Linked DNA regions of Homo sapiens: region 1 is linked to region 2. A link is an interaction called in ENCODE POLR2A ChIA-PET data of the cell type or tissue named here. Cell type or tissue: A673. All regions are shown on one strand. Each heading gives the region's core, and the rest is flanking DNA. Links, peaks and the distances in the headings are about the cores only. Region 1 holds the start of LOC105370124 (a long non-coding RNA gene). Region 2 has its middle 6.5 kb from the start of RASL11A.

Region 1 (12,351 bases), core at 2,333-10,332, 200 kb after region 2:
TAAAACAGCCTTCCAGTCATTGGCACGCATTTTCTCTTTATTAATTGCACCAATAATGCTTTGAATTCCTTGGGGGTGCAGTAGAAAGAATCGGAATCTGTGCCGTATTGATAAGGAGATGATGTTGAACACACTGCATAAATTTGCCTGGTTCAGTATGTATAGAAGCATATTCAGTGGTCTTTTCAAGAGTAAACCAGAAATACTTTTGGGCCCAACACTTGCAGTTGCCTTCCTGATGTAAAAACTAACATGCTAGATAATCCAGTGTCGGGAAGACAAAGATGTTTTGCTTCTCTGAAGAAGCTTATAATAATATACAGTATATGTATATGTAGGGAGCAATTGGTCAAAAGTGGCTTTTTGTTTCCCCAAGGGGAAAGACTGGCTTTGTAATTATAATTTTTTCCTTATTTATTTTACTTAAAACTGGTAGAGTCTAAGTATTATATGAAGTGCCCATGATTCTGTCAGTAAATTTGAACATATTTTTATTAGTTAATGTCAGTTTAAGTTGTCCTTTTGTTTGTTTCTATTTTTAAGGTGAATTTTAATTTCTATCTGAAATCAGTTAAGATACCTTGAGAAAAACTGCAGTGAGAGGAGATAAATATCCTTTTTCAGGAGGAACTGATATCTCTGGCTAAATATTTGTCCTTTTATTATGGTTTCTAAATCAGTTATTTTCTTCAGCTTTAATTTCATAAAATTAAAAAACTATTTTAAAAATTCCTGTAGTTGTTGGAATAATTAAAAATTCTGGTGCAGTGGTGGTATACCAATCTTTAGAATTCTTAAGTATTCTAATGTTTCAAGTTGAGATCATGCTTGGGAAAATCATGTCATAGCATTTATGTTATTTTCAGATGCCATTTTTTACCCTGGAAAGAAGTCATAATGTTCATCATAACCCTAGCAGCCTGGATAGTGAGCTAAACAAACCCTTCAAAGATTAAATTTTAATCAAGTAGACCGGGAATACAAAAGACAAGTCCTTCCTTCCCTTCCCCCCACCTTTACAAATCTTACTGGAAGGGTGTTCAGAAATTAAAATCTGTGTTTGCTAAGACTTCATTCTGTTGGGGGTTTTAAGAAGTAATATATGTAACATAAAATATATGTAAACGATTGCAGTTTTTTTGGACGTTTTTCCATGCATCAGTAAGTTGTCTGACAGTAGCCAAATGTAACTTGCAGAAAATTATTGAAAATTATATTCAGAATAATAGCAATCAGGCCTTGGATGTTCTTTATTAAACTCTTTTCAGGCAGTAAATTTAAAAAAAATTGTCATTTTCTAAAGTCCTTTTGCTAAAACTGTTGACTATGGAAAACAACAAAAAGGAATTTTTTAGTCTGCTGCTATTATTAACATTTATTATCTGTATCTTTTGGCTCAGGAAATGACTTCACCTATTTTTTCCATAAGCAGACCTTTAACAGAGTCACTTAATTGGGCTGCTTAAACAGATGTTCTGGGAGAAAATTATAATATTTAGTATTTGTACAAAATATCAAAAAGTATTTTGACAAGTTTCTTTTTAAGATAGTTCCTAAAGCCTTACCCTGGCTAGAGGTGTTTTGTACAAATTATATATAAGCCAGCCTGATCTACCAACATGCCACAGAGAATCACAATCAACAGTGTGGGGAAAGTCAGGGCAGTGGAAGTGGATGCACTCTTTTTATTTTGAAGGCTTAAACCAAATTGTCTTGGAATTAAAGCTGTATTTCTGCAGCTTTCGGTACAGAGAAAAAGAGGAAAGTGAAGCTGTGTCAGTTTTAACATTAGCTATATCAACATGTTTAAGAAAGATAGATGAAGTCATTTGCATAAAGGTACAGCATTGAAATACTATGTTGTGTTTGTTTTTACATTTTTGCATTAAAAAAAAACATGCCGTAAAAGCCAAGTTAAATTTCATATTAAAGCAAGTTCTAGTGTATGTGTTGAGTTCCTGGTAATCACATACTTGTTCACATCTACACCGTACTTCATAGTATGATTTGTCAGGGGAGGGATTGTGGGGTGACAGTTTTACATTTACTTTTTCTTCTTAATGCAGCTGGATCTAAGTAAAATGTTTTGAAGTTTATCAGAAACTAAATGTACTTTTAAAACGTATAGGGTCAGGGTTGGGGGAAAAATACAGGTATAGTAAGTAAGAAAAGTGACCCATGAAGAAAGCATCGTGAGGTTGTATGTTGGTTGACTGTGATTAAAATGCGGGGCTGGTGTAAGTTGTAAGTGGTGGCTGATTGCCGTGTAACTATGTACATGATTGTTGGGATGGCTGTCCCATATTTTGTATATTGGAATAAAAATTTCTATAAATTATTGTAACTAAAAGTAAATATTCTAAATTAAGTCCCACTTCTTAAGTCACATGGCTTCTGTCTTGGAAATTTTACCTTTAAAAGATTATTTAAGACAGGAACCAGGAGGCTTGGGAACAGGGAAAGAGGGAAATGTTGTATTATGTGGGTCTTGGGGCCTCTAACCATCAGTATAGGGTTTTTTCTTTCCTTGATGGCAGTAGAAAGACCTCATTTTCATAACATAACTACTCTTGATACTTTCTTTAAAAACACTTTTTATTAAAGATTCTATCATGAGGTATTTGGCTGGGAGCTGGGAGGCTAAAGCGCTCATGTCCTGGCTCTTCAGTGAATTTAACTGTGTGACCTTGGGCAAGTCACTTAACCTCTCTGTGCTTCAGTCTCCCTGTCTTGTAAAATGGGAGTAATACCTACCTCACAGGGTTGTTGTGGGGATTAATTAGAGATAATGTCTGTAAAGCATTTAAGGTTCTTGAAGAAGGCACTATATAAATACAAAATAATATCTATTAAAGTTGGTTTATTTGTGCCTGTGGGTTTCAAGTGTGTTTTTTCCTTTTTGCCTAAAATGTATTTACAGATTAGAAGTAGACACTTTGGAAACTGTGTTACTGCTTTTGCCCAAGCTCCTACTTCTGTATCCAAAGAGATTTTCCCTAGAACAGAATTGCATGTGTGTAAAACAACATTCTACATGTGCCTGCATTTATTTAGCACATAGTAGCTTGTGTCACCTTTCTGTGATAGCATGTCTGAAAAGTTCAAAGTTTAAATTTGAACATTGAGAGTCATAGAATCTTAGAGGGTAAAATAGGTAAAATACCTTAAAGATCACTGTTTCTCCTGCTCCTCCTCCTTTCCTGTGTAGTAATTGCTCCTGTAAAATCTGTTTTCACAAGTGGTCAGTCAACCTGCACTTGAGTGCTGGAAGCCTGTTCCATTATTGAGTAACTTGAGTTGTTATTTATGTTGCCATTATTTTCAGCCCATCCTTCATTCTCCCAGTGTGCTTCTGATCTCAAGGCTGATCTTTGTATTAGATGGCTTTCAGAGACTTCATCCTTCCTGGGAGCCCTATTCTGGAAGCACTGTTTTTCATTCATGTCTCTGAAAGAGTGTTCCTAGAACAAGCACAGTGACAGGTGAACTATACTGTCAGTTGGGACCTACGATCACATTCTCTTTTCTAAGCGTCTGTATCACACACTTCATATTGAACTTGTAGTAAATGAAATCCTGTATACCTAAAAGTTTTCGTGAACTATTGAAAAGCTGAGAGTCCCTTGCCACACACCTTTTTTCATGATTCCCTGTTAGCGGTACCTGTGCCTGTTAACATGTCAAGGCTTTCCCCATCTCTCTTCATTCATGTGTTTTCTATAATAACTGCATCTGTTTTCTGTCTGCAGAGCTACTGAAGTAACAACCCATCGCTTTTGGGTGATAGCCTGCTATGTGATCGCCCCTGTACTCGATATTTTACTTCTTTTAATGTTAATCTTAACCACATCTGTGAGACAGTGACATCCTCATTTTACAAAGGAAGAATCTAAGGTTCTTTAGAGGTTAAGTAACTTTCTTAGAGCCAGTCAGCTGGAAAGTAGCAGGTCCAGGTTTCAAGTAGGTATAACTCCAGTGTCCAGGCTCCTAACCGTGGCTATCCTTACCAAAAGATTTTTGTTGTTGTGGTAAAAAAAAAAAACAAAAAAAAAAAAAACAAAACTAAAAATTACTATTTTAGCCATTTTTAAGTGTCCAATTAAGTGACACTGAGTACATTCTCCATGTGCAGATACCACTGCCGTCCATTTCCAGAATTCTTTTCATTGTCCCAAACAAGAACTCTGTACCCATTAAATGGTCACTCCCCATACTTCCCTTCCCCGCGGCCTCTGTGAACCTGCATTCTGCTTTTTATCTTGATGAACTTGCTCTAGGTGCCTCATAGAGGTGGAATAATCACTATTTGTCCTCTTGTGTCATTTCACTTATTTTCAAGGTGCATCCATGTTGTGGCATGTGCCATAATTTCCTTTCTTTGTAAGGCTGAATAAGACTTCATTTATGTATATACAACATTTTGTTTATACATTCATCCATTAACGGACATTTGGGTCTTTTCCACCTTTTGGCAGTTGTGACTAACGCTGCTGTGAACATTGGTGTGCAAGTATCTGTTCGAGCCCCAGATTTCAGGTTTTCTGGGTATAGATCTAGGAATTGCTGAATCGTGGAATTCTATAAAGAACTTTTTGAGGAACAGCTATATTGTTCTCCACAGCGGCTGTACCGTTATGCATTCCCACTAGCAATGTACCAGTGTTCCAGTTTTTTTACATTCTTGCCAATGCTTATTATTTTCTGAGTTTTTTTTATAATAGCTATGCTAATAAGTATGCAAGTGGTATCTCTTTGTGATTTGATTTGCATTTCCCTAATGCCTTGTCATGTTAAGTATATTTTCATGTGCTTATTGGCCATTTGTGTATCTTTGAGGAAATGGCTGTTCAAGTTCTTTGTCCAGTTGTTTGCTTTTTTTTCTGTCGAGTAGTAGGAGTTCTTTATAAATTCTGGATATCCCCTTATATGTACAGTTCGCAAATATTTTCTCCCTTTCTGTGGTTTGTTTTTTCACTGTCTTATAGGTAGTATCCTTTGATACACAGTTTTAAATTTTAAATTTTGGTGCAGTCCAGTCTGTCTTTTTTCTTTCTCCTTCCCTTCCTTTCCTTTCTTCCCTTCCTCCTTTTTTCTTTCTCCTTCCCTTCCTTTCCTTTCTTCCCTTCCTCCTCTTCCTTCCCTTCCTCCTCTCCCTCCCTTCCTCCCTCCCTTCCTCCCTTCCCCCCAGGGTCCCACTCCCACCCAGGCTGCAGTAGCACAATCACAGTGGCTCACTACAATCTCAAATTTCTGGACTCAAGTGCTCCTCCTGCCTCAACCTCTCAAGTACCTGGGATTATAGGCCACCACACCTAGCTAATTTTTAAATATTTTGTAGAGGTGGGGCTGTCACTATGTTACCCAGGCTGCTCTCACCTCCTGGGCTCAAGCAATCCTCCCACTTCGGCCTCCCAAAGTGCTGGGATTACAGGTGTGAGCCTCCTCACCTGGCCTAATTTTTCTTTTGTTGTCTTTACTTTTGGTATATCTAAGAAAGCATCACCAAATCCAATGTCATGAAACTTTTGCCCTGTGTTTTCTTCTAAGAGTATTATTTTAGCTCTTACATTTAGGTCTTTGATCCATTTTGAGTTAATTTTAGTATGTGATGTAAGGGTCAACTTCATTCTTTTGCATGTAGCTACCCAGTGTTCCCAGCACCACTTACTGAAAAGACTGTCCTTTTCCCACTGAACGAGGTGCCAAAATCAGTTGGCCATGTATGCTAGGGTTTATTTTAGGACTCTCTTTTGTCCCATTTGTCTGTATATCTGAGCTTAGCCAGTACCACACTGTTTTGATTAATGTAGCTTTGTAGTAAGTTTTGAAGTAAGGAAGTATGAGTCTTCCAACTTTGTTCTTTTTCAAGATCGTTTTGGCTACTTAAGGCCCCTCAGAGTTTCATGTGAACCTTAGGTTTTTCTGTTTATGCAAAAATTGTCGATGGGATTTTCAAAGATTAAATTGACTTAACAATTTTAAGTCTAATCTATGAACACTGATGTCTTTCCATTTATTTAGGTTTTTAAGTTCTTTGACCAACCTTTTGTTGTTTTTATCATACAGGTCTTTTTAAGTATTTTATTATTGATCTATTATAAATGGGATTATTTTCTTAATTTCCTCTTAGGATTGTTCATTGTGTATAGAAATGCAACTGATGCTTGTTGGTTTTGTGTCCTGCAACTTTGCTGAATTATTAGCTTTATTAGTTTTTTTTTGGTGTGGAATCTTTAAGGTTTTCTACATATAAGATCATGCCATTTGCTAACAGATAATTCTTTGTTTTCAAACTTTTTTTTTTTTTTTTGAGACGGAGTCTCACTCTGTTGCCCAGGCTGGAGTGCAGTGGCATGATCTCAGCTCACTGCAACCTCCACCTCCCAGGTTCAAGCGATTCTCCTGCCTCAGCCTCCCTAGTAGCTGGGCCTACAGATGCCCGCCCCCATGCCCGTCTGATTTTTGTATTTTTAGTAGAGATGGGGTTTGACCATGTTGCCCACGCTGGTCTCGAACTCCTGACCTCAGGTGATCCACCCTCCTCAGCCTCCCAAAGTGCTGGGATTACAGACGTGAGCCATTGCGCCCGGCCTGTTTTCAAATTTGGATGACCTTTATTTACTTGTTTTGCCTAATTGCTCTAGCTAGAACTTTCAATACTACATTGAATAGAAGTGGTGGAAGTAGGCATTCTTGTCTTGTTCTTGTTTTAGAGGAGAAGCTTTTAGTATTTTATCATAGTACGATACTATCTGTGGGTATTTAATATATGGCCTTTATCATGTTGCTATTTCAATTTGGGTGTGGCTTTTTTTTAAATCAAGGGTATTGAATTTTGTCAAATTTTCTGTATCAATTGAGATGATCCCTTTTTTTTTTTTTTTTTTTTTGAGACGGAGTCCTGCTCTGTCACCCAGGCTGGAGTGCAGTGGCGTGATCTTGGCTCACTGCAAGCTCCACCTCCCGGGTTCACACCATTCTCCTGCCTCAGCCTCCCGAGTAGCTGGGACTACAGGCACCCGCCACCACGCCTGGCTAATTTTTTGTATTTTCAATAGAGACGGGGTTTCACCATGTTAGCCAAGATGGTCTCGATATCCTGACCTCGTGATCCACCCACCTCGGCCTCCCAAAGTGCTGGGATTACAGGCGTGAGCCACTGCGCCCAGTAGATCACATGTTTTTTTTATCTTATCAGTGTGATATATTATAGTGTTTTTCATATGTGAAACTATCCTTGTACTCCAGGGATAAATCCACTCGGTTATTGTGCATAATACTTTTAGTACGCTGCTGAATTCAGCTTGCTAGTATTTTGTTGACAATTTTTCCATCAATATTGATCAGAGACTTTGGTCTGTAATTTTTATTTCTTGTAGTGTCTTTGTCAGGCTTTGGTGTGGGTAATGCTGCTGTCATAGAATGAGTTAGGAAATGTTCCACCCTCTTCAACTTTTTGAAAGAGTTTGAGACTATCAAAAGATTTTTTAGCAATAACCAGTACTTCCATCCTTACTGTAAGTCATTATTAAGAAAGATGAAGGCCTAGTTTTTGCTCTTGAGGAATTTGTCATATGAGAATGAATCAAAGGAAACCTAGAAAAATCAGCTGTATAAATGGACATATTTATACAACTCTACAGGGTAGGTGGAGGAATGCAGAGTAGGAAAGTATTGGTGAAATCACAGGGATGCAGTCAGATTGTCCAGCCCAAAATGGGAATCTGGAAATCAACAGCAGTCAAAGGGACTGGAAATACTAAGTATAATTGCAATTTAAGAATATTAACTTATGATACTATTGGGTAATAGAATTTCTAAGACTCCATCAAACTAAATTTTCCCCTTTCCTTTCCCTAAGGAAAGGCCCTAAATTACTCTTGAGGAATTCTCACTCAGGCAGCCACTGTAGAGCCCCAACTCCTGAGAAAAAGATTTTACTCTATTTTGTATCATATACATCTGTTATAATGCATCTAAATAACTGGATCCTTTAAAAATCATCTGTTCTGGCCAGGCGTGGTGGCCCATGCCTGTATTCCCAGCACTTTGGGAGGCCAAGGCAAGAGGATTGCTTAAGCCCAGGAGTTCGAGACCAGCCTGGGCAACACAGGGAGACCTTGTCTCTAGAAAATACAAAAAATTAGCCAGGTGTGGTGGTGTGCACCAGTAGTCTCAGCTACTTGGAGGCTTGAGCCCAGGAGGTTGAGACTGTAGTGAGCTATTATCACACCACTGCAACCCAGCTTGGATGACAGAGTGAGACCATATTTCAAAAAAGAAAAAAACCTGTTCTCAACAATTTGTCATATAATTAAACTGTGGTATAAAACATAACTGAGGAAAGCTCATACCTCCTGCTTGCTTTCCATTAGCCAAACTGTCTTAAGTAGTGCCGCTATATTGATTTGATCAAATCTGGATGATTAGTAGAATGTTTTGATTCCTGAGATTGATCCCTGAAGATTTTGATCCACTGCAGATGAGAAAACTAGTTTTCAGAAGTTCCCCGGTGATTCTGATCAGCTGGGTTTTGGTGATTAGAATTCCGTGGGATGCAATTCGTCTGGAGTTCTCTAGCGTGTTCCTGTAAGGTCTCTGCCAAGCCAGAGTTGATCTGACATGGGGAGAGTTGTCAGAAAACCAAATCATTTCAGGATTGCTCAGGGAAAACTTACACGGGGTGTAGCACCTGTCTTCTCATACATCGTTTGAAGAGCTGCTGTCTAGGGGATGTTTTGCTTCTAGGGTTGAATTGGGACTGCATTGAAAAGGACAGAGAGCCACATACTGAGTACAAGTAAGAGCTTCCTGGTTGTTCAGCAGGGAGAGGAGCTGACATACTAAGAAATAAAGTGTCAAACGTACGTCATTAGACTGTTCATAGGTGGGGTTCTTAACACTGGCTGGAACAAGCTTGTGCAACCCGCGGCCCATGGACTGTAGGCCGCATGTGGCCCAACACAAATTCATCAACTTTCTGAAAACATTATGAGATTTATACATGAACCTTTTAAAAAAATTTTTAGCTCATCAGCTATTGTTAGTGTATTTTATGTGTGGCCCAAGACAGTCCTTCCAGTGTGGCTCAGGGACGCCAAAATATTGGACACCCCTGGGCTAGAAGGTTGCGCAGGATAACCTTAAGCTTCTTCCCAGGTGAGGCAGCTAAGACTGGGGAACTTACCCAAGGTCACTGGTAAATGGCCAAGCTAGTGCCTGAGCATATATATATATATATTTTTTTTTTTTTTTTTTTTTTTTCGAGATGGAGTCTTGCTCTGTGTCACCTAGATTGGACTACAGTGGCATGATCTTGGCTCACTGCAACCTCTGCCTCCCGGATTCAAGCAATTCTGTCTCAGCCTCCCGAGTAGCTGGGATTACAGGCGCCTGGCTCATTTTTGTATTTTTAGTAGAGACAGGGTTTCACCATGTTGGCCAGGCTGGTCTCGAACTCCTGACCACGTGATCCACCTGCCTGGGCCTCCCAAAACGCTGGCGTTTTGGACCTGGGCCCATATTTTCTATTCCAGGGCTCATATTTAGTTCTGCATTATGCTGTCCTTTGTCCTTTAAAATAGCTGGACCTAGAGTGCTGTAACACACTATAGGGAGAGTTTACATTGCCACTGGTCATTAGGATGGCAACTATCCCATCACCAGTTCCTGACTAGAACAGAGGTGGGTTGAACAAAACACCAGTCTGAAGATTTTAGAGTGGCAGTCAAGTTTATATCACCTTCAGTGTGAGCAGGCGGGGTGGTGTCAAAGTGACATTACTGGTGTTGGGTAAGTCTATGCTGCATTAATAAAACACTTCCCACCATCTCTCAAAACACCTTCCTTTGAAGATTCAGGTTCTTCAGACTGAGGAGCCTCTGAATCGTGACTAGCTTGATAGAAGACTTTACATTAAAAAGTAACTGAGAGATGGTCTATTCACCTTGCATGACTGTGCTATCTTTAATCATCAATCTTTGAAGTGCACACTGGGTCATTCGTAAGCAAGATTACAGAGAATAAAATAGAATTTTGATACCACTGTATTCGCCATGTCATTACAAAGTCTGTATCCACTGTCAGGCCCAGAAACAAGACAGTAATATACTGTCTGCACATTTTGAGATGAGAAATGCAATGATTGTGTTGTTTTTAAACTAGTTGCTGGAACTTTTTTTTTTTTTTTTCTGGTAGCTTTTTCCTTCAGTTAGAAACCATTTTCCAAACAATATTCTTAGGCTACAAAAATGAATGTTTTTGTGGGTGGACTTTTACTGGATGCTAGTTATTTATAACCTATTGAAGTTTTACATTTAAGAAGGAAAAATGATAGAATGAGGAGGAAAGTAGACATAAAATTTCATGTCAATGGAATAGATTATTATTCCGTTAGATACAATAGATTATTATTCCATTAGATGTAATGGAAACCTCAGAAAACAGCTGCAAATAAGCATCTGACTTATTTTCCCAATACTACATATGTTTATCATTCCCTAAATCATCAGTTGTTGCATTTTGATTAAATTGGTTTGTTGAACACATGTATTTTTAAATTTTCTGCAAAAAACAAATTCCTATCATGAACACAAAGTAGGGGCATCGCAGTATCTGGATTTCTACACATTATTTGTACTCTGTATTTTACTACCTATTAAACTATTGATTAGAACTGATTTGAAATTCCATTAATTTACCTTTCCGCGTGTGAAGTTACAAATCGAGATGAGGTTTAGGATCCTGTGCCACAGTGTGCAGGGGTTGGGAGATGAGTCCTTGTAGAAGATACTGCTGGGTGTGGAGCAGAGTTCAGAAGGTGACAAGCCTTAACCATGGGAGGGAGTCCTAGGGGAGGATGCCTGCGCTTCCCTGGCTTGCACAGCTAGGTCAATGGAGGAGGCTTTTGCTGAGAATCTAGGAAGAGAACCAGCTTTGGGGGCATGAGTGTTTCATGGTATGGATGTACCACAGTTTACCAGCATTCGCTTTTAATAAATTGACCTTGCTCAGCAGTTCTGGGAGCTGTAATGGAATGAGAATAATTGGAATTCACATGCCCAGGGTATACCTATTAGCCTATCCCACATCCCACATGTGCAAAACTTAGTTATTAGGATTTGAGATTAGGTGGAGTTGAAATGGCTATTAGGATTCTTAATTAGACTCTGTTTTTGGTGTGCTCACAAACTGTGTTATAAAGTCTATAGTGATTCTGAGGCATTTGATAATTGAGGACACACTGGTAAAACCAAACTAACAGCCTCATGTTGAAGAGTGCTGGTGAGTGGCTATTGAAAATTTCTGCCAGAAACTAGTTGCATCTGTATCATTTGATCTAGCATAAAACATTTCCTTTTCACTTATGGAAAGACACATCTTAAAAACCCTTGAAAGGGTTTAGGACAAGAAAAAAAATTCATTTGCTTGGCAATTTGCACATGTTTGGAGAGTTTTGTGAAGTGAACTGACTGCTAGATAGGTTAAAGCCAGCCTAATAGCAAATGGAATTGACCTGGATGTTGCTCTCTGTCATAGATGCAGATGTTTCAGGCAAACAGGAGGTAAGATGACTCGAGTGCAGCCTTTCAGCCTCATCTGGTGCGATAGCCCCTTGGGGTTAGGTTTGCTACCAGGCTCTCTAAGGAAATTCTGTCGTCAAGAGTTATCTGTGGCAGTGTCACTTTCTCTGACACAGGTCTGTTGGCATCCTTCCCAGCACCAATCTAGATCTGGACTGGTGATCACTTGTTGACCATAAGGTGTTTATTATTATTATTATTACTGTTCTGTTTTTGAGGCAGAGTCTCACTCTGTCACCCAGGCTGGACTGCAGTGGTGCAATCATGGCTTACTGCAGCCTTGACCTTCGGGGCTTAAGCAATTCTCCCACCTTAGCCTCCTGAGTAGCTAGGACTACAGGCAACTGCCACCATACCTGGCTAATTATTTTATTTTTTGTAGAGATGGGGTCTCACTTTGTTACCCAGGCTGGTCTTGAACTCCCGGGCTCAAGCGATTCGCCTGCCTTGGCCTTCCAAAGTGCTGGGACTACAGGCATTGAGCTACTGCATCTGGGTGATCATGTTTACTGCCATTCCTTTTGTTATATTTGATTTAATTTTTTAATTTTTTTTTTTTTTCCTTAGAGACAGGGACTTGCTCTGTCGCCCAGGCTGCAGTGCAGTGGTGTGATCATGGTTCACTGCAACCTCAAATTCCTAAGCTCAAGTGATCGTCCTGCCTCTCAGCCTCCTGAGTAGCTGGAACTACAGACATGCCATGATGCCTGGCTAATTTTCAAATTTTTTGTAGAGATGCGGTCTCGCTGTGTTGCCCAGATGGGTCTCA
Region 2 (12,351 bases), core at 3,843-11,842:
CGCAGCAGCCAGCCGGAGTCACTAGACCTGTGGGTGAACTTGAGATAGGAGTTACGAGTTGACGAGAGAAGAAGAAAAAGTGCAATCAGTTGGATGTTTCTGCAACAATGGGACAGATTGCTGTAAAACGCTGCCCTTTTTATTTTTAAAAGGTGCTAAGGGGCTGGGCGCGGTGGCTTACGCCTGTAATCCCAGCACTTTGGGAGGCCCAGGTGGGCAAGATCATCTGCGGTCAGGAGTTCAAGACCAGCCTGGCCAACATGGCGAAACGCTGTCTCTACTAAAAATACAAAAATTAGCGGGGCGTGGTGGTGGGCGCCTGTAATCCCAACTACTCGGGAGGCTGAGGCAGCAGAATCGCTTGAACTAGGGAGGCGGAGGTTGCAGTGAGCCGAGATGGCACCACTGCACTCCAGCCTGGACCACAAGAGCGAAACTCCGTCTCAAAAAAAAAAAAAAAAGAAAGAAAAGAAAAGATGCTAAGGGGTAACATTAATATGGGAAAAGGGCGGGGGGCGGGGGGCAAGAGCTCTGAATTAGTATCAGTGGAGGCAACTGCAGTCACTGTGACCTTGCTAGGGATAGATGAAGTCCCCTTAGGGGCAGTGATGGTTAGCATCTCAGTATCCATGCCCAGCCCCTCCTCTGCAGGCAGGGGTTGCACTGGCTCATTCCTGAACACTCATGAGCACTCCACTGGCTGGGGGCCCTGGCCCTGCACTAAGTGTCCATCATTAATACTATCCTATGTGCTTGAGTCATGCATTTGCTTCAGTATCCAAATATTTACTTCTAGGTGCATGGTGGGGTCTAGGGTGGGGTGGGGGGCAGTGTGAGGAACAGGACACAGAGCTATAGACTGGTTCTTGGATTTCTGGAGCCCACCAGAAATAGCACAGCAGAAGCCTCAGGACTTTAACCTTGAACAGTTAGAAGACCTTCATGCCTCTGACCTCCTGTGTTCCAGCCTCACTTGCCTAATCGCCTATTAGACAGCCCCACCCTAATTCATACCTTTCTCTACCCTGGTTGTACCAGTTTTTGCTGCATGACAAGCCACACCAAACTAGATGGCTTAGAACAACAATCACTTACAGTTGTTGAGCCCTTTGATGCATCTGCAGGGAGCTTCCAGGTTCTGGAAGTGGGGGCTGGCTGCCCTTGGATAGCCTTACTCATGTCTGGCAGCTGTTGGCTGTGATGAGGGAGGGTAGTGACTGAGTTACATGTCTCTTCTCATTCAGCACGTTGGCCAGGGCCTGCCTTCATGGTAGCTGAGCAGAGTTCCAAGAGAGTGGGTGGAAATGGATAAGGCCTCTTGAGACCTAGGCCTTGAGAAGGAACCCATCCCTTCTGCTGCATTCTGTTGGCCAAAGCAAGTCATGGGGCCAGCCCATATTCAAGGAGTAGGGAAATACACTCCGCCCCTTTGTGGAAACAGCAGAAAAGTCACGTGTGAAAGGGCAAGGAAGCAGAGAGTGATGGAGAATGGGGTCCATTTTTGTAATTGACCATGCTAATGAATGTGTCTCCATCCACCCAGTGGCCCAAGCCTGGGAGACATCCTTGACTCTACCCACTCTCTCACTTCCACATTGATTAATCGCCAAGTTCCATCATTTCTCCTCCTATATTTCTTGGTGTCTCCCTCTGTATCCCTACTGCTCTCATTTCTTTTTTTTTTTTTTTTTTTGAGACGGAGTCTCGCTCTGTCGCCCAGGCTGGAGTGCAGTGGCGCAATCTCGGCTCACTGCAAGCTCCGCCTCCCGGGTTCACGCCATTCTCCTGCCTCAGCCTCCCAAGTAGCTGGGACTACAGGCGCCCGCCACTACGCCCGGCTAATTTTTTGTATTTTTAGTAGAGACGGGGTTTCACCGTTTTAGCCGGGATGGTCTCGATCTCCTGACCTCGTGATCCGCCCGCCTCGGCCTCCCAAAGTGCTGGGATTACAGGCGTGAGCCACCGCGCCCGGCCTCATTTCTTATCTGCAGAATTCTGAATAATCCTGAAGTAAACTAATCTAGACTAGATGGTGACTTCAGTTTACATGTTCCTCCCTTGGAGAAGCCGTCTCTGATCACTGCCACTGTCCCCACCCCTATCTTGCAGTTACTCACTCTCAGGGCACTGATCTCAACTATCATTACTTTCTGGTGGAATATTTGTTTCATGTCTGTCTCCAGGAGGACAGGGACTCTAGCTTGTGACTCTAGTACCCAGCACATAGTGGCACCTGGGACTGGCAAGGTCCTTAATAAATGTTTGTTCACTGGCTGACTTTCCAAATGAATGAATGAATGCTGTCTTCAGTGTATGAACTGGAAAATACAGAAGTCATGTTTCTGACCATTTTCCCATTGCCTTGGTTTTGAGAGCAGCTTGCTCTCAGGAAGACGTGTGCTGGGAGATGTCCTGAGATAAACTGCCATATTTAAGTTGTACTGACTTTTGACTGTTCATAAGGCAATTTTCTCTGTTAAACTGCAGTTTAATTGAAAAGACTTGAAGCAAGGCACCTTCCTCCCTGATGGGGGAAAAGGCACCATAAAGACAATGACTGTCTAGGGAACAACTGGAAGCTGTTAAGTTCCAGGGTCACGTGCAGCTCCGTGATGGGGGTCTGGGCTGTTGTCTCTGATTCCTTTTGACTTCTCCTTTATGGATGCAGGGTGGCTCCTGCAGCATCAAGTCCTTACCCAAACAGGAAGGGAAGGAAGTACTCTCTTAGTTGTTCTCTTTATGAAATAAAGCAGTTCTCACAAGAACTCAGCAGACTCTCTCTTACATCTCACTGGCCAGAACAGAGAAACTGGGAAAGAGATTACTCAAGTATCTAGCAAAGAAGACTGGGATGGCCATGACTAGTTTAGACAATCATGATTCCTCCCTCTAGCTGGACATACCACCACCCCCATCCAAAATCAAGAACTCACAGAGAGAATGACTGCCAAGGAGATCTGCCATAAACCCTATTCACCTTCCTGGAGTGAAAATCCAGCACTTTCAAGGGAAAAGAGTCCTTTCTTGGTGGAATGCTGAGTATCTCTGTCTCTCCTCACCTCCTTCTCTGTTTTACATTCCCAGTCTGGAATAAGACCATTGTAGCTTAAGGTCAGCCAATAAGGAAGATTCCTAAGACTGTTCTCTGCCCAGTGATAATTATGTTCCACTTTGCATTTACATTGCACCTTTGCTCAGAAGAGCTCAACATGTTATTTCATTCTCCTTGGAAAAGCTCTTTGCATTTATAAATATACAAAATAATCCATGACCTTCTAGTGAAGACAGTAAGTGACTGAACTGTAGAATTATAAATAGCCTTGCCTAAATTGTTGCTGCTTGTGTTCTGCCATTTCCTTTTAAATTTGTGTCCAGAGTTATGTAAAACTATGGTGCAACCAATATAACAGGCGTGCTGAAGTGGTTTTAAAAAGATAATAGAAATGCGTAGGCATGGATACAGATATACAAATCTGTGGGTGTTTAGAATGAGCATAAAGGCCAGAGTTTGGTAATATGCAAATAATAGCACACTTGGGAAGTTATTAACTCTTTCCCAGTCAAATAAAAGCTTGAATTCTAGTCATCAGGCAAAATTTTGCCAAGGGTCCTCCTCTTGTTCACAAACAACTCCCCCACCCCAGCCATAACCCAACATCAACTCCCTCTCCTGTATATCCTAAGTCCTTGACTATTGAGTTTACCGGAGCCTCAGAGCCCCTGCCTTTGAGGTGCTCTCCCTAAACAGGAATCATGGCTCTGCCCTCTACCAGCTCCCTATTTTACTTCAACTCAGCAGGCACAATTACTGAAAATTGACTCTGTGAGGCTCTGTGATAAGTGCTTGCGCAGAACATAAAGAGCAGCGAACATTTACTAAGACAGCAAAGTATAACACACTCCTGCCTGCCTTCACAGACATCCCTGTAGTGAAGAAATTTATCAAATTCACTATCATTTATAAATTACTGTTGAGTTTACCAAGAAAATTCTCAAATATTATCTTAATTTTTAATTAATCCTGTGAAACAGGTAAAGAATATCCTCTAAATTGTGGTTTAGACAAATTGAGTAACTTATCCAGTCACAGAGCCATATAGTGGTGCAGGCCTCAAGCCCTCTGAGTTTTAATCTTGGCACATTCCACGGGTATGGAGGGCAGGGTGCAGAGCCGGGCACTGTGGCTCCCACCTGTAATCCAGCACTTTGGGAGGCCAAGGCAGGAGGATTGCTTGAAGCCAGTGTTCAACCCTGTCTCTACAAAAAAAGAAAAAAGAAGGAAATAAAAGAAAAGAAGGAGGGAGGGAGGGGAGGGGAGGAAGGAAGGGAGGGAGGGAGGGAGGAAGGAAAGGGGAAGGGAGGGGAGGGGAGGGGAGCAGAGGGGAAAGAAAAATTCGCCAGGCATGGTGGTGCATGCCTGTTGTCCCAGGTACTCAAGATGATGTGGTGGGAAAATTGCTTGAGCCCAAATCAAGGATGCAGTGAGCTGTGATCATACCACTGCACTCCAGCGTGGGCCAGAACAAGACCCTGCCTCAAAAAATTCAAAATTCAAAAAAAAAATACAAAATAAAGAAAGCAGGTTGTAGAACACTGTGTTGGTAATGGAAGGCCAGAGCAGGTCAGGATGCAAACTCCAACAGAGCTGCCACAGGGAGAGTTAGGTCTGATCCAAGTATCAGGGAAAGCTTCAGCATGAGCTGGGCTGCAGGTGAGTCAGGTGTGATCGGTGGAAACCAGGGGAGGGCGAAGGCCTGTCAAATTGAGGGAACAGCATGCGCAAAATCATGGAGGTACATGACAAGTGTGAGGAATTCTGAGTAGTCTCAACAGTGAGAAGGGTGTGGTAAGTGACCCAAAAGGCTGGGGGCCAGACTGTGAATGGCATGCTAAAAAGTTTATCCAGAGGCTATGGAAAGCCATTAATCATTTCTTGAGGAGAAGAGCTCCTTCTACAGTTGTTTCTCGGGTTATCTGTAGGGCTTTAGTTCCAGGACACACTGAGAATACCAAAATCCAGGGATGCTTAAGTCCCTGATATAAAAAGAGTGTTGTATTTTCATATAACCTATGCACATCCTTCCTACTTTATTTTTTGAGATGGAGTCTCACTCTGTTGCTCAGACTGGACTGCAGTGGTGTGATCTCGGCTCACTGCAACCTCCACCTCCCGGGTTCGAGCAATTCTCCCGCCTCAGCCTCCTGGGTAGCTGGGATTATAGGCGTGTGCCACCATACCCGGCTAATTTTTGTATTTTTAGTAGAGACTGGGTCTCACCATGTTGGCCAGGCTGCTCTCGAACTCCTGACCTCAAATGATCCACCCACCTTGGCCTCCCAAAGTGCTGGGACGATGGGCGTGAGCCACTGCGCCCGGCCCTTCCTTCCTACTTTAAATCATCTCTAGATTACTTATAATACCTAATACAATGTAAATGCTATGTAAATAGTTATACTGTATTGCTTAGGGAATGACAAGCAAAAAGTTTGTACATGTTCAGAACAGATGCAATTTTTTGTCCCAATATTTTCCATCCCAGCTTGGTTGAGTTCATGGATGCAGAACTCACAGATACAGACACAAAGAGCAGACTGTACATACAACAGTATGAGTACTAGGAGCTTACAAATAATAGGATATGGGCCTGGTGTGGTGACTCATGCCTGTAATCCCAGCATTTTGGGAGACCGAGGTGAGAGGAACCCTTGAGCCCAGGAGTTCAAGGCTGCAGTGAACTGTGATTGTGCCACTGCACTCCAGCCTGGGTGACCCTGTCTCAAAAAATAAAAACAAAACAAAATGATATGGTCTCTGACCTCAAAGATCTTAAAACTGTTTACTTACTCATCTCCCATGAGCAATTAATTTAATCTGAACCTCTCTTCCTTCTTAGGTGGAACCAAAAAAATCCAATCATCTTCACTTGAGCTAAGCCATCATCTCATTTTACAGAGACAGTAAAGAGTACCCCATTTATTTTCCAACCCAAATGATTTCCATAAATCCAAGTCTTGCTGGAGAAGTGTGTACGACAGCATTTGTGTGCCTCTTCCATTAGTGGCTTTGTGTGGTGGCCTGTCAGCAGCTCCTCGCCACACACGGCTGTTTGAAAAGAATCACAGTGCAGAGCCTCGGCTGCTTATTCACTCCTCTGTGCACATTTTCCACCTCAGCAACAGCAGCTGCAGCTGCTGCCTCACTGTTATTATTCATAACCTAGCAACTGGTCGAACAGATTCTGTGGAGAAGGATTTTTGCTATCAATTTTTTTCTAAGTGGAGCTGGGGTGAAGAAACATGCTATAAACACTCATTCCAAATAAATCCAACCCAGTTTTAAATCCTTTGTCTTGTGCACAAAAAAAGAGTAAGATAAACCTACCTTGTTCATATTTTAGCAATTCTTTATATTTTAGCAAATTTTCCATCCTAGTACAGAGAAAATGCTACTACAGGAGTGGGAATATGGAAGAGACAAGAACCTGAGTGTGTGTTTCTGCCACAACATTCAGAAGAAAACTTCAAAAAACAGTGTGATATATTTTATCTAACCCTTTGGGACTGGTTTCAACTGAATAAAAATAGAAGGCCTTAGAAAATACCTGGCTAGATCAGAACAGACTTCAGTTCAAAGTTCAAGGAACCACACAGCCTCACTTACAATCATGGCTATTACTTAAAAATAGGGTGAAAAAATTTATAGTTAGGATATTTTTCTTCATTTTCACTGACAAGTGTAAGAAGGGAAATTGGACAGTAAGAGGTTAATTTATAAATTCACAATCTGTGGTGGTTGCTCAGGACCTGCATTTCAAGGCAGACATGTAATCAGCACACACACACATTACTCAAAGTTCGGAGGTTCCAATTTAATTATCTCCCCACTTATAAAACCTAATCTGCAGGACATCCAGATGGAGCTGCCCAAGAGGAAGATGGAACTACAGATATGGGGCTTCAGAGAATGTGAGCTCTGCAACTGAGCCTCAAGTATCAGAGAAGGCTAAAGACGTAGACCAGTGGTTCTCAAAATTGAGCATGCATCTTATTCACTCAGAGAGCTTGTTAAATAGAGTGCTGGGCCCCATCCCCAGTATTTCAGATTTGGAGGGTCTTGGGCAAGTCTGCATTTTTTTTTTTTTTTTTTTTTTGAGACGGAGTCTCGCTCTGTCGCCCAGGCTGGAGTGCAGTGGCACAATCTTGGCTCGCTGCAAGCTCCGCCTCCCGGGTTCACGCCATTCTCCTGCCTCAGCCTCCCGAGTAGCTGGGACTACAGGCGCCTGCCACCACACCCGGCTAATTTTTTGTATTTTTTAGTAGAGACGGGGTTTCACTGTGTTAGCCAGGATGGTCTCGATCTCCCGACCTCGTGATCCGCCCACCTCAGCCTCCCAAAGTGCTGGATTACAGGCGTAAGCCACCGCGCCCTGGCCAGGTCTGCATTTTTAACAAGATCTCAGATGATGCTGATGCTGCCAGCTGGGAGATCATACTTTAAGAACCTCTGGCTTAGATAACCCAGGAATAATTTATAAAGGAGAGAGAGACAAATGTGGAACATCTAGGAGGGGCCAGAATGAGGCTAGAAGGGGGTCAGATAGGGAGAAGAAACAGTAAAGTATGATGGCAGAACCCTCTGCAAGAGAAAGCATTTGTTGGCTGTGTCAATTATTATGTGGATAAAATTAAATTGGAAAAAAGTATCTACATTTGTTAATTAGCAAGCTTTTCGTAACCTTTAAGAGTACAGTTTCATCAGTGGTGGAGGCGGAAGCCAGATTTGCAGTGGGCGACCAGGAAATTTAGCTATGAAAGGGAGGAGGAAGGCACAACAGGAAGGGCTGCTTGGTTTATTTGCTGGTTTTTGCAAGCCTGCAGGCTGAAGTCAAAAAAGCAGCAAGTTGGGCTGGGCGTGGTGGCTCACGCCTGTAATTCCAAAACTCTGGGAGGCCGAGGCGAGCAGATCACCTGAGGTCAGGAGTTCGAGACCAGTCTGGCCAACATGGCAAAACCCCATCTCTACTAAAAATACAAAAAAATTAGCTGGGTGTGATGGAGGGCACCTGTAATCCCAGCTACTCGGGAGGCTGAGGCAGAATTTCTTGAACCCAGGAGGCGGAGGTTGCAGTGAGCCAAGATCACGCCACTGCATAGACCAGGATAATCAGTGAAACAAGAGGGCAGAGGCAAGAGCCCTGTCAATACCAACTCTTTCCTCTTTTACCCTCCTTGATACCTTGTTTTATGAAGGGATTTAGGTCTTACTGTTCCTCCTATACTGTCACCTCCTTAATAAGGCTTTATGATGTGTCTTTTTTCCCTTCATTCCACAGTAGAGTAGGTACCAGTAAACATCCCCTTACTGGCCAGGTGCGCTGGCTCACGCCTATAAATCCCAACACTTTGGAAGGCCGAGGTGGGCAGATCACTTGAGCCCAGGTGTTCAAGATTAAGTCTGGGCAATATGGCGAAACCCCATCTCCACTAAAACACAAAAATTAGCCGGGCGTGGTGGCATGCTCCTATAGTCCCAGCTACTCAGGAGGCTGAAGCAAGAGGATCACTCGAGCCCAGGTATTCGAGGCTGCAGTGAGCCTTGATCGTGTCACTGCACTCCAGCCTGGGTGACGAGGGAGACACTGTGAAAGAAAAAAAATTCCCCTTGATAAAGATCTATAGATACAAGTTGATAAAAACTCAGACGACTAAACAAAACATATATTGTGTAATGATAAGTACTATAACTTATAATATAGAAAATGAATAAAGTCTGTATAGGATATTGAGATCTTGATAAAATTCGAGCAGAGGCTGACTAAAGGGGACAAATCATGGGGAAGGATGAAGGAAATGCATTCCTTCATAGCATAACACGCTCCTTCAAAAGCATTCCTTCATATTTTGTACTTCAACTTACTTACAAAAGCCCTCAGGCACGAATGCACTTGGCATATTAAAGGCACAGCGAGAAGGCTCATGAAATTGGATCTGACTTTGGGGCAGGAAGTGGTACAAGACTAGGTCGCAAAGGTAGCTATAGTACAGATAATGTAGGGTTTTGTAGGCCATGATAATCATCAGAATATAAATGGTATTCAAAGCCATGAGGCTAAATCTCACCTGAAGTATAAAGGTACTTCAATATTTGGAGGTCAGAAAGACAGAACCAGCAAAGACTGCAGATCAGGTAAAAGGAAACCAGGAGAGGGTTCCAGAAGCTAACTGAAGCCAAACTCAATAATAAGTATTTTCTCTCACCAAAGTAGCAAAGATTAAATTAAAATAATCAATGCTGATGAGAATGCTGTGAGACAAGCATGTTCCCTGGAAGGTGGAGTGCAAACTGGTATAACCCTTTGGTAAATCAATTCATCAGTGAATCAATAATTTGAAAAACACATATTCTTCAACCCAGTATTGTGCGAGAAAATCTATTTTTGAAGATTAATCCAAAATACTAAAATTTTATGTATATTCATAGTATTGCCACTGATTGTTTTAAAAATTGCTATGCTGTACATCAAATAGGAAGAGTTCATTTTCTGAATATCTGTGCTAAGGATAGTAGTTCCCCTAAGTCAATTCGGCATGTCATCGTTTTCTCTCATGCCCAACTTCATCAGCCCCTCTGAATTGACACCTCATATCCTCATTTCCTTGTTGACAAGTCACAATTTACTTATTTCATCTGGTTGTGTTAAAATATGAAATCATAGACCTAAATGCACCAAGGGCCTATAGGAATCATTTTATCCAACCCCTTATACTCAGGTAGGTGATACCACTTTACTGATGAGGCAACAAAAAGTGAAGGTAACATGACTTGTTGGAGAATGAACAAAAGAATGTTTAAGGTCTCCTGATCTTTGCACGTTACATGGGAGGTTTAACAATCCTACATATTCATATGCAAAATGGTTACAAGTCCTCAAAATTCAGAAAACACTATAGTTTTGTAAAGATTGAACACAGACATATCTATCCTTTTTTTTTTTTAAAGAGCAGTCTTTTTCTCATTATCCTCTCGTTAATTTGAAGGGCATTTATTGAATGCTTACTATTTTCCAGGCATGAAGAGTGCAAAATTTAGTAAGAGACAGTCCCTAAACTCAGGTGTAGTGGGGAAGACAGAACCTTACAAGTTAAAAACACTGTAACAGAAGCAAACACATCTGTCATGGGAACAAAGATGTGGGGGATTTTATTACAACCAGAAGTATCTCTCTTCTCCGATTCCAAGAGCTTTCTTCATTCCTCTCCTTAAAATACTTCCATCAGGGAAGGTATCATCTATGAGATAATACAGGGTGAGTGCTAAAGGACAAGCAGGAACTCATCAAGTGACCAAAGGAAAGCCTAAATGTTTCAGGCAAAGGCAAGTGCATGTGCAAAGAACTTGAAAAAACCTATTTCCCTAATATCTAAAGCATAAAGTAGGAAGGCAGTAACAGGAAGTGAAAGGGAAAACAAGCAGAAACCAGATTACAAAGGGTCACATACATGACGGTATCACGTGTTTGCACACTCATCCAATTGTCTAAACTCATCAAACTGTACACACTGAAGGTGCAGTTCTTTGTTATCAATCATACCTCAACAAAGCTGTTACAAAAAATAATGTGGTCTTCCAGACACTATCTGGTACCCACCACCCACCCACCCACACACTAACTTATTGGAGTCTTCTGGGATCCACTTGGTAGTCAAACAGCACAGCAAACAGAGTAACTCTTTGGCATAAGAGGATCATGGGTTCAAGTCCCAACTCTGCCACTTTCTGGCAGTGTAACCACTGGTGAGTTATTCTCCCTTCTTGAGTCTTTTATCTTATTCATAAAACATGGTAGTCCCCACATCTCAAAGCAGCCAGGAAGATGAAACAGATCAAGTGGTCAACAAATGTTGTTAGGCATATAATACCAATTCATTAATAGAGCTCAATTTTATGGATGCTCTCTGAAGCAGATAAATGGTAAACAGGGAAACATACCACACCCCCTCCCCCAACAAAAGGAGGCCACATATACTCTTAAAACCTAAATATTAGTAAATTCTAGATTCACTGGAAGGCAATGACTTAATTTTGGACATCCAAAATACTCCTGGCACGCATTTGTAAAGAAACAACGCAAAATTCTCAATTAGCAACAGAATATGAAACAAAAGTTGGTCGTAACTGAATATTCACTGTAACATCATGATGTGCTTTGTAAGTATTCCCATCTAATTCTCAAAAATCACCCTTTTAGGGGCACTTTTATTATCTCCTTCCACGTAAGAAAACTTAGTCATATTGGTCAATTTGCTATGTATTAACAGAATGAGTAAGTGTGGACTCTGGAAGCTGCTTTAATGAAGGGAAGAAGGCAAGTGTGACTAAAGGGACAGGCTGTGAGGACTTCAACTAGATGCATTGTTGAGCCATGAACTATGATTGGAAAATACACAGGACTAATGTGATAATTATGTTTACATGCAACTCTCCACTACTAGAATGTGAATCCTTAGGGGCAGTTATTCAGAGATTCATATCCAGGTGTGAGGGATCCCAAAGCTGTACATACCACCCATCTCGCTTCATTAGAAAAAACTCAAGACCACCAACTAGACTTTTCTCCATTCACACTAAAAAATGGTTTTTTTTGAGACAGGGTCTTGCTCTGTCACCCAGGCTGTAGTGCGGTGACACAATCACAGCAGACTGTAGCCTTGACCTCCTGGACTCGTGATCCTCCCACCTCAGCCTCCCAAAGTGTTGGGATTACAGGTGTGAGCCACTGTGCCTGATCTTTCATAGCATTTAGTAAATATTACTAGGTCTTTGCCTTACACAGCAAATACACCCCAAGTAGGTAGCAACAAGACTGACTGTGTAGAATCTCAAAGGTTAGATAAAATCAATTAGGGGATGAAATGGACTTACAGTCAGTAAGATTAGTGAGGATACATTTCAAGGACCCATGTTTGCTAAGTAAAGGTTTCCAATTGAATGGTACTGTTTTAATATGTCCTCTCCAAAATTCATGATGAAACTTAATCCCCATTGTTGCAAAGAAATTGCCATCAGTCATGCACTGCTGGTAGAAACGTAAAATGGTAGAAAACTCTCTGGAAAACAGTTTAGCAGTTTCTCAGAAACCTAAACATGGAACTACCGTTAAGACCCAGCAACTGCACTCTTGGACATTTATCCCAGAGAAACGAAAACTTACATTCACACAAAAACCTGTACATGAATTCTCCTAACAGCCTTAAAAACAACAGCTAACAACTGGTAATAACCCAAATGTCTTTTAGCAGGTCAATGACTAAACAAACTGTGATACGTTCATACCGTGAATTGTACTGAGC

What was found. Peaks named below come from ENCODE experiments on the same cell type or tissue, not always from the same donor. Only the 100,000 strongest peaks of a DNase experiment are listed, where the experiment ranks them.
Region 1: POLR2A ChIA-PET joins it to region 2 with 15 read pairs; 5 of 35 experiments call an interaction of 5 or more read pairs at or near these places.

Annotation. Positions count from the first base shown.
Region 1 is chr13:27,056,674-27,069,024 of GRCh38, reverse strand. USP12 (ubiquitin specific peptidase 12) reads left to right here. Exons shown (of 9, transcript NM_182488.4): 9 at 1-2,869. LOC105370124 (a long non-coding RNA gene) reads left to right here and starts at 6,876. Exons shown (of 2, transcript XR_941767.3): 1 at 6,876-12,351. In A673, for the core only: no CTCF peak of the experiment used is centred there; no DNase peak of the experiment used is centred there.
Region 2 is chr13:27,258,186-27,270,536 of GRCh38, reverse strand. No RefSeq gene overlaps it. Among named protein-coding and RNA genes, the nearest start is that of RASL11A, 6.5 kb to the left of the region's middle. RefSeq lists an enhancer at 1-245. In A673, for the core only: no CTCF peak of the experiment used is centred there; no DNase peak of the experiment used is centred there; H3K27ac peaks cover 999 bases.